Linked DNA regions of Homo sapiens: all the other regions are linked to region 3. Evidence: chromatin contacts called from ENCODE Hi-C or POLR2A ChIA-PET data. All regions are on one chromosome and are shown on one strand. The core of a region is the stretch at or near the end of the contact, and the rest is flanking DNA. Distances in the headings are between cores, read along the strand shown. Region 1 overlaps JAKMIP1 (janus kinase and microtubule interacting protein 1). Region 2 holds the start of CRMP1 (collapsin response mediator protein 1). Region 3 holds the start of MSX1 (msh homeobox 1).

Region 1 (2,703 bases), core at 43-2,542, 1.3 Mb after region 3:
CAGGTAGTATGCTGGGTACACCTCATCTCAATCCATCCTCAAAGCCTCCTTGTAAAACAGGTAGCAATATTATCCCCATATGACAGATAAGGAAACTGAGGCTCAAAGAGGTGAAGTCACTTTCTTAAAATCCATAGCTTGTAAATGACAGAGTCAGGACTTGAACCCAGGTCTCTCTGAATCTAAGACCAGTTCCCAGCTGCCCAAAGAACTGTGTCTGTTTTGTTTTCTATCCCTAGGACCAGCAGCATGCCTGACATCCTCTTAGAAGCCATGCAAGAACATTTGCAGGGATAAACAGCAGGCTCCTTCCTGCACAACAAGCCATGACCCTCTTAGAACAAAGCATATTGACAGAAAATTAAGTGCCACTGAATTAGCCCCAACACTTTCATAAACAGCAGTTTTGAAATACCCCAGTTCATGAAATGCTTCCAATATCAGAAAACCACCAACTTCAATTCCCCACCAAACATACCCACAAACAGAAATAATTTCTGATAAAATTGCTACTCGTAACATTCAGAACCCACAAAAAATTCTCATCAAATAGAAATGAGAGTTGTTTATCAACATTCAAGAGAACATAATGAAGCTTCCTTTAGAACATTCTGTGCACGTGAAGTCTTCTTTCTTATTGAGATTTTCACTATAAAATCTTATCAGCTGCTGAACAGGAGAGAAACTTGGAGGTGAGGATAGGCAATGGGGACCGATACCTGTGCTACAAGAAGAATTAAGCACCATAACAACACAGACACCCCTCTCCCATCAGATAATTTACTACAATTCAACAAACATGCACCAAGTAATAAGTCACCATTTATATAGCTCTCACTGTGTAGCAGGAACTGTTTCAAACTGTCCAAATTACCTAGTATTCTGCAGCCCTGTGACAAGGGTATTCTTAGTACCCCCATTTTAATGGACCAGCAGGAAGGGGTGAAGTACTTTGACCAACATGACCCAATTAGCAAGTGGGGGTGGAGGTTGTAGCAAGTGGATGTTGCAGCTAATTCAGTGACATTTAATTTTCTGTCAACGTGCTTTGTTCTCAGAGGGCCATGGCACATTGAGCAGGGAGGAGTCTAGCTGCTCAAGTCCCAAGCTTAGTATAAAAACTTTTTCTTTTTCAACTGCTACTTGCTGGCTCTTGGCCAACTCATTGCATCATTTTGGAATCTCCCCTTTATTAACGTGCAAAGACCCCTTAAGAAGTCCCAGAAAAGGCCCCAGCCATCAGGTCGTTTCTGTCTCACCTCTGCTGAAATGAGTCAAGAGACTAGCAAGTAACCACACCACCAAGAACAAGAAGGGGTAGTCAGTGACTTCCAAGCAAAGGGCAACTTCTTTTTGTGGTTTCTACATCCTTTCTATACTCACCACCCCGTGTGGGCTTGATATGACTAGATGCTGAACAGGGCGCTCCTTGACAGACACCTACCAAACACCTCCTGTGTGCACAAGGCTTTGTGAGATGTGCTGGTGGACGCAGTTCACATTTCTTAGGCTTCCTCTCAAGAAAGCAGTTCCAGAAAGGGTGGAGGGGAGGGTCATGCTGAGAGAGGAAGAGACCAGGGGCTCGAAGAGTAACACTAATTACAGGCCTGGAGTACATAAACCAAGATGAGCTTACTGCCAGGTTACTACCAGGTCACTATCAGGTTACCACCAGCTCAGTACAGAAGGAAGTCCTTCTCAGGTGCAGACATTTGCAGAGTCCCTCAATGTCTCAGTGGCTCCCCCATCCCTTGAGGAGCTCCTAGCCAAGCAAAGGAGACACTGTAACAAGCCCAGGTGATAACTGGGAGACCAGGGCCTATGGGTGCCAGCGTGGTGAGGGAAGGGACATCCAAAGTGGGCTGTGGAAGGGGTGAAATCAGGATATGCAGATGGAGGAGCAGGGGTCAAAGAAAAGTCAATTGGCATCAGAGAGGGAGAGCAGCAGCAACGCAAGCTCCATTCATTCATTCATTCATTCAACAGCATCCTAGTGCCTGTTCCATGCCAGACCCTGTGCTGAGCCTCAAACATGAATCTCACACAGCCCCTTCCCTCACAGAGCTCTAGCCAGCGGGGAAGAAGACTGTGAATGGCATCAGTCACACACTGTGACCATGGCTGTGACAGACAGATGTACAGGGAGGGACCCGCCCTGGCCTTGGGAGGATGGGTGATGCCCAAGGAGATGAGCCTGTGCAGACAGGAGGAGGAGGGGTCTGGGCAAGTTCAGGGAAAGCAGACGATTCAATAAGGTAAGGGACAGTGTTATGGAGTGAATGTTTATGTCCCCCCAAATTGATACATTGAAACCCTATGGTGGGTAATTAGGTCATCAGGGTGAAGCCCTCATGATGAGATTAGTGACCTTATAAGAAGGGACAGGAAACCAGGCTCGGTGGCTCACACCTGTAATCCCAGCTCTTTGGGAGGCCGGGGAAGGTGGATTGCTTGAGCTCAGTTCAAGACCAGCTTGGGCAACATAATGAGACCTCATCTCTACAAAATTAAAAAAATTAGTCAGGTGTGGTGGTGCATATTTGTAGTCCCAGCTACTTGGGAGGCTGAGGTGGGAGGATCACTTGAGCCCGGGAGCTCAAAGCTGCAATGAACAGTGATTACACCACTGCACTCCAGCCTGGGTAACAGAGCGAGACCCTGTCTCAGAAAAAAAAAAAAAAAAGAAAGAAAGAAAGAAAGAAA
Region 2 (2,700 bases), core at 9-2,508, 1.0 Mb after region 3:
TCCCTCTCCCTGATCCTCCCGGCCCCATGCTCAGGTCCGGGAGGCCAGAGACCCCAGTTCAAATCCCAGCTCTACCTCCACCTTGCTCTGTGAAGCAGGCACATCGGTGTGTGCTGTGGAGCTCAGGAGTGCCCCTTGAATCTACTGGCGCTTGAGGGTAGGGGTTTACGGCTCCAACTGCCCGACGAACTAAATCCTTAACCAAATCCTTCCCCCCAGCAAGCATGAGGGGAGCGCTCGGAAAAAAAGCTCCTTCCAGCTTTAAGCTGTGTGGCCGCAGGCGACTCGCGGAACCTCTCCCGGGGCCCGGCACACAGTAGGTGCTCTATAATTACTACCGACTGAGTGGATGGATGAATGGACCAACACGGAACGGAGCTCCAGTTCTTTTCACAAAACAGAATGAGGGGCCTGGGTTAGATTCATCCCAGAGGTTCCTTCGCGTTTAAGCGTCCATGCGGTAGCTTTAGCCAACTTCCCCTCTCAGAACCTCTCTCCCTTTCTGTAGAAGAGGAGCCGGGACTGGACCCGGGCGATCCCTTCCGAGTCTCACGGACCACGCCGGCCAGCCCCGACCGAGTCGCCCCAGCTCTGGGAACCTCTTGCATGATGAGGTGGGGGAGGGGCCGCGCCGTGGCTCTCCCCAGCCTGGCGGCCGCTGCCCCAACACCGGGGCCCGGGCATGGCCCTCGGGCGCCCCATGCCCTGGGTCCTCCCGGGGCCCGCCCCCCTCGTCTGGCCCGCGCGCGCCCCGAGGGTACCTGGCCATTGTCCCGGCCGAGGGGCAGGTCGCGGGGCGCGGGGCGGCGGATGCGCAGCGTCGGCGGCCGCTCGTCGCGCTCTCCGGGAGAGCTGACCGCGGAGCCCGAGGGCTCGCTCACGTCGCTGGCCGTGTCCTCGCTGCCTCCCGGCCCTGGCAGCCCGACCGCGTCGGGCCGGCCAGCGCTGCGCGGCGTGCGCGCCGAGCCGCGGCGGCCCACACTGTAGGCGTCGAAGTCGATGGTCTTGTTCTCGTAGGCGCCCTCCACCGCGGCGAACATGCCGCCGTACTTCTGGCGCGGGGTCTGCGCCGCGCTGCCCGGCCGCGCCAGGTACACGGGCAGGTCGTCCTCGGTGTTCCACGCGCGCCGCCGGTCCGCCATACCCGTCCAAGGCCGGCCACCCACCGCGCTCCCGCCTGCCCGCCCGCGGCCCTGGGCACCGCCGTGCGCCGCGCTCCGCGCCTCGGTGCGGGCCTGCGGCGGCCCGGGCGCGACTGCGGCCCAGGGAGGGGAGGGGCGGGGCGTGGCGCGCGCCGGGGCGGGGCCGGGGCGGGGCCTCTGGGCGGCTGCGGGCTAGCGGCGCGGCCAGCTACAAAGGACCAGGAGGCGGGGATCGCGGCTGGGGCGGGGAGGGACGGTGACGCTCCCGAGCCGCAGCGCGGAGGGCGGGCCGCGGCACCGCAGTGCCCTCGCCGCACCCCCCACTCTCCGCCCCCAGGCGGAGCGCAGGGCGCGAGGAGAGCGCGGGGCAGGAGCCGTGTGCGTACACTCGCGCGCCCACACGCTCTGGAGGCACACGCGGGTTCATACCTGCACACCAGACAATTACGCCAAACACATGAGAGATGCACAGACATGCTGGCACACACACGAGAGTCAATCACACATGCTCTCCAGAGATACACAGGGGCTCGATCATGCACACCATACTCAATGTTGCACACACATACACATATATGCTTGTGCACATTCCGAGTTCATTACAAACACACAACAGAAATCCTCATTGTCTCACAACCCCACTCACACACAGTATCACACCAAGATTAATTGCACAACTGGAGAGGCACATGCGTTGGACACACCGTTCATTCCGTCAGTTTTATTTTGCTGAGCGCCCACTAGTGCCTAGCACTGTTGTAGGAGCTGGGAACAGAGCCATGGACAAAAGAGACCAAGTGCCTGCCCTCCAGGAGCTGACCTGCTAAGGAGGGGAATTGGATACAAAAGCACCCATATGGTGGGCCAAGAGGTGGTAAGGGCCAGGAAAGGTGGTGCAGCAGCCAAGAGGGACATGCTAGAGGCACACTCCGACAGACACATAAGAGAAGCACATTCTTGCATGAGAATCAGCGACACACACATACACGTGCACGCCAATGACACCACACAACACACCAATATCAAAGGCAAGCTCAGGGCGATTCCACACATGTGCATCATAAACTGGCAACAGGATGCCCACACACAAGTCCACACCAGTAATAAAGGAAGTCAAAAGCTTAAATAAAAACGCTCCAGAGAAAGACACACAGAGACAGAGATGACCACACACACACAGCTGGCAGTCAACCAGACAGACAGATATTCCCTCATTCGAGGGGCACAGTCCACTTTTGTTGCTCCTGGAGCTTGCAGTCTGGGCGTTCTGGGGTTTCTCTGTCGTGGAGGTCGCTCTGCTGGGGCTCTCCTCTAAGGCCAGGCACCACCTGCCTCCTATAGACACCTTCCCTTATTTCTCCACGATTATCAGGCAGAGGATCCTGCAAGTCCCTGGGGACCCTACAGTCCCAGCTGCACTTCCTGGAGAGGCAGAATCGCCAGCTGCCGACCCCCTCCTCGAGCCAGTCTAGACAAGCAAAGTCAGGACTGGGTGGGGACTGCAGAGGGGAGCATCAGTGCTTCTTGCAATGTCCCCCCACCCATAGCCTTCCATGCT
Region 3 (2,700 bases), core at 186-2,685:
TTGCGCCCAGTTAAAAGTCGAGGGAATTCGCTGTCCCTCCGCGCTCGGATAATTACCCCTAAATGGCCACGGCAGCCCCTTGTGTTTCCTGGAGATTAGAACCCCGCAGTCATCAATGGCAGGGCCGAGTGAGCCGCCAATCACCTCCGCTCACTCCCTGAGAGCCGCTGGCCTGGGCCGCAGGAGGAGAGGCCATAAAGCGACAGGCGCAGAAAATGGCCAAGCCCCGACCCCGCTTCAGGCAGATCTTGCATCTCCCCTGACCCCAACTCATTTTTTCTGTCTTTATTATTATTATTATTATTAACAGCAAACATTAAATCACGTTTTCTCCGAAATTGGCAAAAGAAGAGTTCTCAAGTCCCACACTAGAGTCCACCTCCAGGAACTTTCCTCTTTTCCCAGCCCCCTCCCCCAAATGTGCCTCTCCCCTCCAGGATCAGCGGCCCAGAGATAGGGACATGTCATTGTTTCCGAGGACGCGTTGTTTGAGGTCACCTTAAGGCCAGATCGGTGTTTCATTGACGATTCTGTTGGTTTTATTTCAGTAAGTTCTATATCAAAAGGATCTGGCAGCTCCTTTCCCCGCCCGGGCGCTATAGGTGTTGTGACCCTTGGGACAGAAGTTCAGAGCGAGGGTGGGGGGGGGGGAATACACATCGTGTATGAAAACCGACTGCAGATTCTAGATAATCTTACGTATTCTCACATCCTTGGCACTACAGGAAGCTAGCTTCTTCCCGCAAGGTTTACTCCAGCTCTAAGTTAGAGACAAAGGCCCACTTTTACCTCGAGGTAAAGTTTACAAGATTTCAGAACAGGAAGAAAATGAAGGTTTGGTTTTGTTTCGTTTCTTGAAAAGAAGTTAATAGTATGTCTTTCTCCTAGGATAAATAGCCATGCGTATTTTAAAAACTATATATAAAAGGAATGTGTAAGAAATAACCTCAACTCAAATTATTGTGGTAGAAGAAGAGGGGGGGTCAGACAGTGGAGGGGGGCACAGGGAAACCCAGCCACAGACTAAAGAGAAAGGTAAAAGAAGCAGTAGAGGAGAGAAACAAGGACGGGGAAAAAAAGAGGAGCGGAAAAGAGGGCTGAGGAGGGGAGGGGAGGGGAGGAGAGGAGGGCAGAAGAGAAGGAACGAGAACAAGGGAAAATCCCCCGGGAACACAGAAAGATAGAGACCCAGGGGACTCCCGCAGAGAGGGCCTCTTGGGCTTCAGCGCAGAGGAAAGTTTCCCGGGCACCCCCTCTCCTCCCCTGCCCTCCGCCGCCTGGGCCCTGCCCTGCGTGCCCCCAGGCCCAGCGCGCCTCCGGGCGAGTCCCCAGGAGCGCGGCCCAATGGATCGCTCCGGGCCCGCCCCCTCGCGCGCTGATTGGCCGCCGCCCCGCTGGCCTCGCCTTATTAGCAAGTTCTCTGGGGAGCCGCGGTAGGGCCCGGAGCCGGCGAGTGCTCCCGGGAACTCTGCCTGCGCGGCGGCAGCGACCGGAGGCCAGGCCCAGCACGCCGGAGCTGGCCTGCTGGGGAGGGGCGGGAGGCGCGCGCGGGAGGGTCCGCCCGGCCAGGGCCCCGGGCGCTCGCAGAGGCCGGCCGCGCTCCCAGCCCGCCCGGAGCCCATGCCCGGCGGCTGGCCAGTGCTGCGGCAGAAGGGGGGGCCCGGCTCTGCATGGCCCCGGCTGCTGACATGACTTCTTTGCCACTCGGTGTCAAAGTGGAGGACTCCGCCTTCGGCAAGCCGGCGGGGGGAGGCGCGGGCCAGGCCCCCAGCGCCGCCGCGGCCACGGCAGCCGCCATGGGCGCGGACGAGGAGGGGGCCAAGCCCAAAGTGTCCCCTTCGCTCCTGCCCTTCAGCGTGGAGGCGCTCATGGCCGACCACAGGAAGCCGGGGGCCAAGGAGAGCGCCCTGGCGCCCTCCGAGGGCGTGCAGGCGGCGGGTGGCTCGGCGCAGCCACTGGGCGTCCCGCCGGGGTCGCTGGGAGCCCCGGACGCGCCCTCTTCGCCGCGGCCGCTCGGCCATTTCTCGGTGGGGGGACTCCTCAAGCTGCCAGAAGATGCGCTCGTCAAAGCCGAGAGCCCCGAGAAGCCCGAGAGGACCCCGTGGATGCAGAGCCCCCGCTTCTCCCCGCCGCCGGCCAGTGAGTAGCCAGAACCCAGGCGCAGAGGGAGGGGGCCGGGTGGGGGCCGGGTGGGGTGTGGGACCCGAGGGCTCCTGGTGGCCTCCGGCGCCTGCGTACCTGCAGCCGGTGCTAGGGAGCCGTGGGCTGCAAGGCCGGGTCTTGCGCCTCCCTCCACTCCCACCCAGGAAGAAGGTTCCAGACCTCCTCGCCTTGGCCCAGAGACGCTGCGGGTGGGAGTTAACGGATAGGACACCGATGTCTGGGCACCCTGTCCTCCTGCCCCCACCAAACGACCTCAGGGGTCCATGATCCCTCATCTGATCCCAAACTCTGTTTCATCGGCTTCACCCCAGCGGATGAATGTGTGTGGTGCGGTATCTTCCCTGCACCCGGAGTTTCACTTTCTCGCAGTAGGAGCTGGTGTCCCCCAGCCCCTCTTCCCTTTCAAGTACCTCTTTGCCTAGAGGTTCCGAAGCTCCTACAGAATTCTACCTCCCCATGCCCTTTGAGTTTGAGGCAGATAGTTGGTGCTTTGGGCGGATGGATGATTCAGGGGTGGGGACATTCAGGTTCCAGTGG

The links. A loop is a pair of places that touch in the nucleus more often than their neighbours do. ChIA-PET counts read pairs that join two places held with the same protein, here RNA polymerase II (POLR2A). Pooled maps may share reads with other maps.
Region 1: a loop to region 3 is called in a map with no recorded cell type, with 5 times the contacts of the local background. The contact joins the enhancer-like site here to the promoter of MSX1 in region 3. A Hi-C loop is called at or near these places in 4 of 37 single-sample maps with no recorded cell type and 1 of 50 pooled maps.
Region 2: a loop to region 3 is called in a map of naive thymus-derived CD4-positive, alpha-beta T cell, with 6 times the contacts of the local background. The contact joins the promoter of CRMP1 here to the promoter of MSX1 in region 3. A Hi-C loop is called at or near these places in 1 of 168 maps with a recorded cell type or tissue (naive thymus-derived CD4-positive, alpha-beta T cell), 4 of 37 single-sample maps with no recorded cell type and 9 of 50 pooled maps. POLR2A ChIA-PET finds 5 or more read pairs at or near these places in 1 of 52 experiments (B cell).

What each region holds. Positions count from the first base shown.
Region 1 is chr4:6,179,744-6,182,446 of GRCh38, forward strand. All of the region lies in intron 1 of JAKMIP1 (janus kinase and microtubule interacting protein 1), which reads right to left. Among named protein-coding and RNA genes, the nearest start is that of JAKMIP1, 19 kb to the right of the region's middle. RefSeq lists an enhancer at 1,036-1,325. Within about 2 kb of position 1,293, at least 5 of the 41 ENCODE cell types and tissues checked have a DNase peak (open chromatin) inside an H3K27ac peak, as active enhancers do.
Region 2 is chr4:5,891,828-5,894,527 of GRCh38, forward strand. It overlaps CRMP1 (collapsin response mediator protein 1), which reads right to left and starts at 1,259. Exons shown (of 14, transcript NM_001014809.3): 1 at 762-1,259. The coding sequence starts at 1,142.
Region 3 is chr4:4,858,230-4,860,929 of GRCh38, forward strand. MSX1 (msh homeobox 1) reads left to right here and starts at 1,436. Exons shown (of 2, transcript NM_002448.3): 1 at 1,436-2,139. The coding sequence starts at 1,671. RefSeq lists silencers at 1,258-1,317, 1,338-1,577, 1,588-2,027.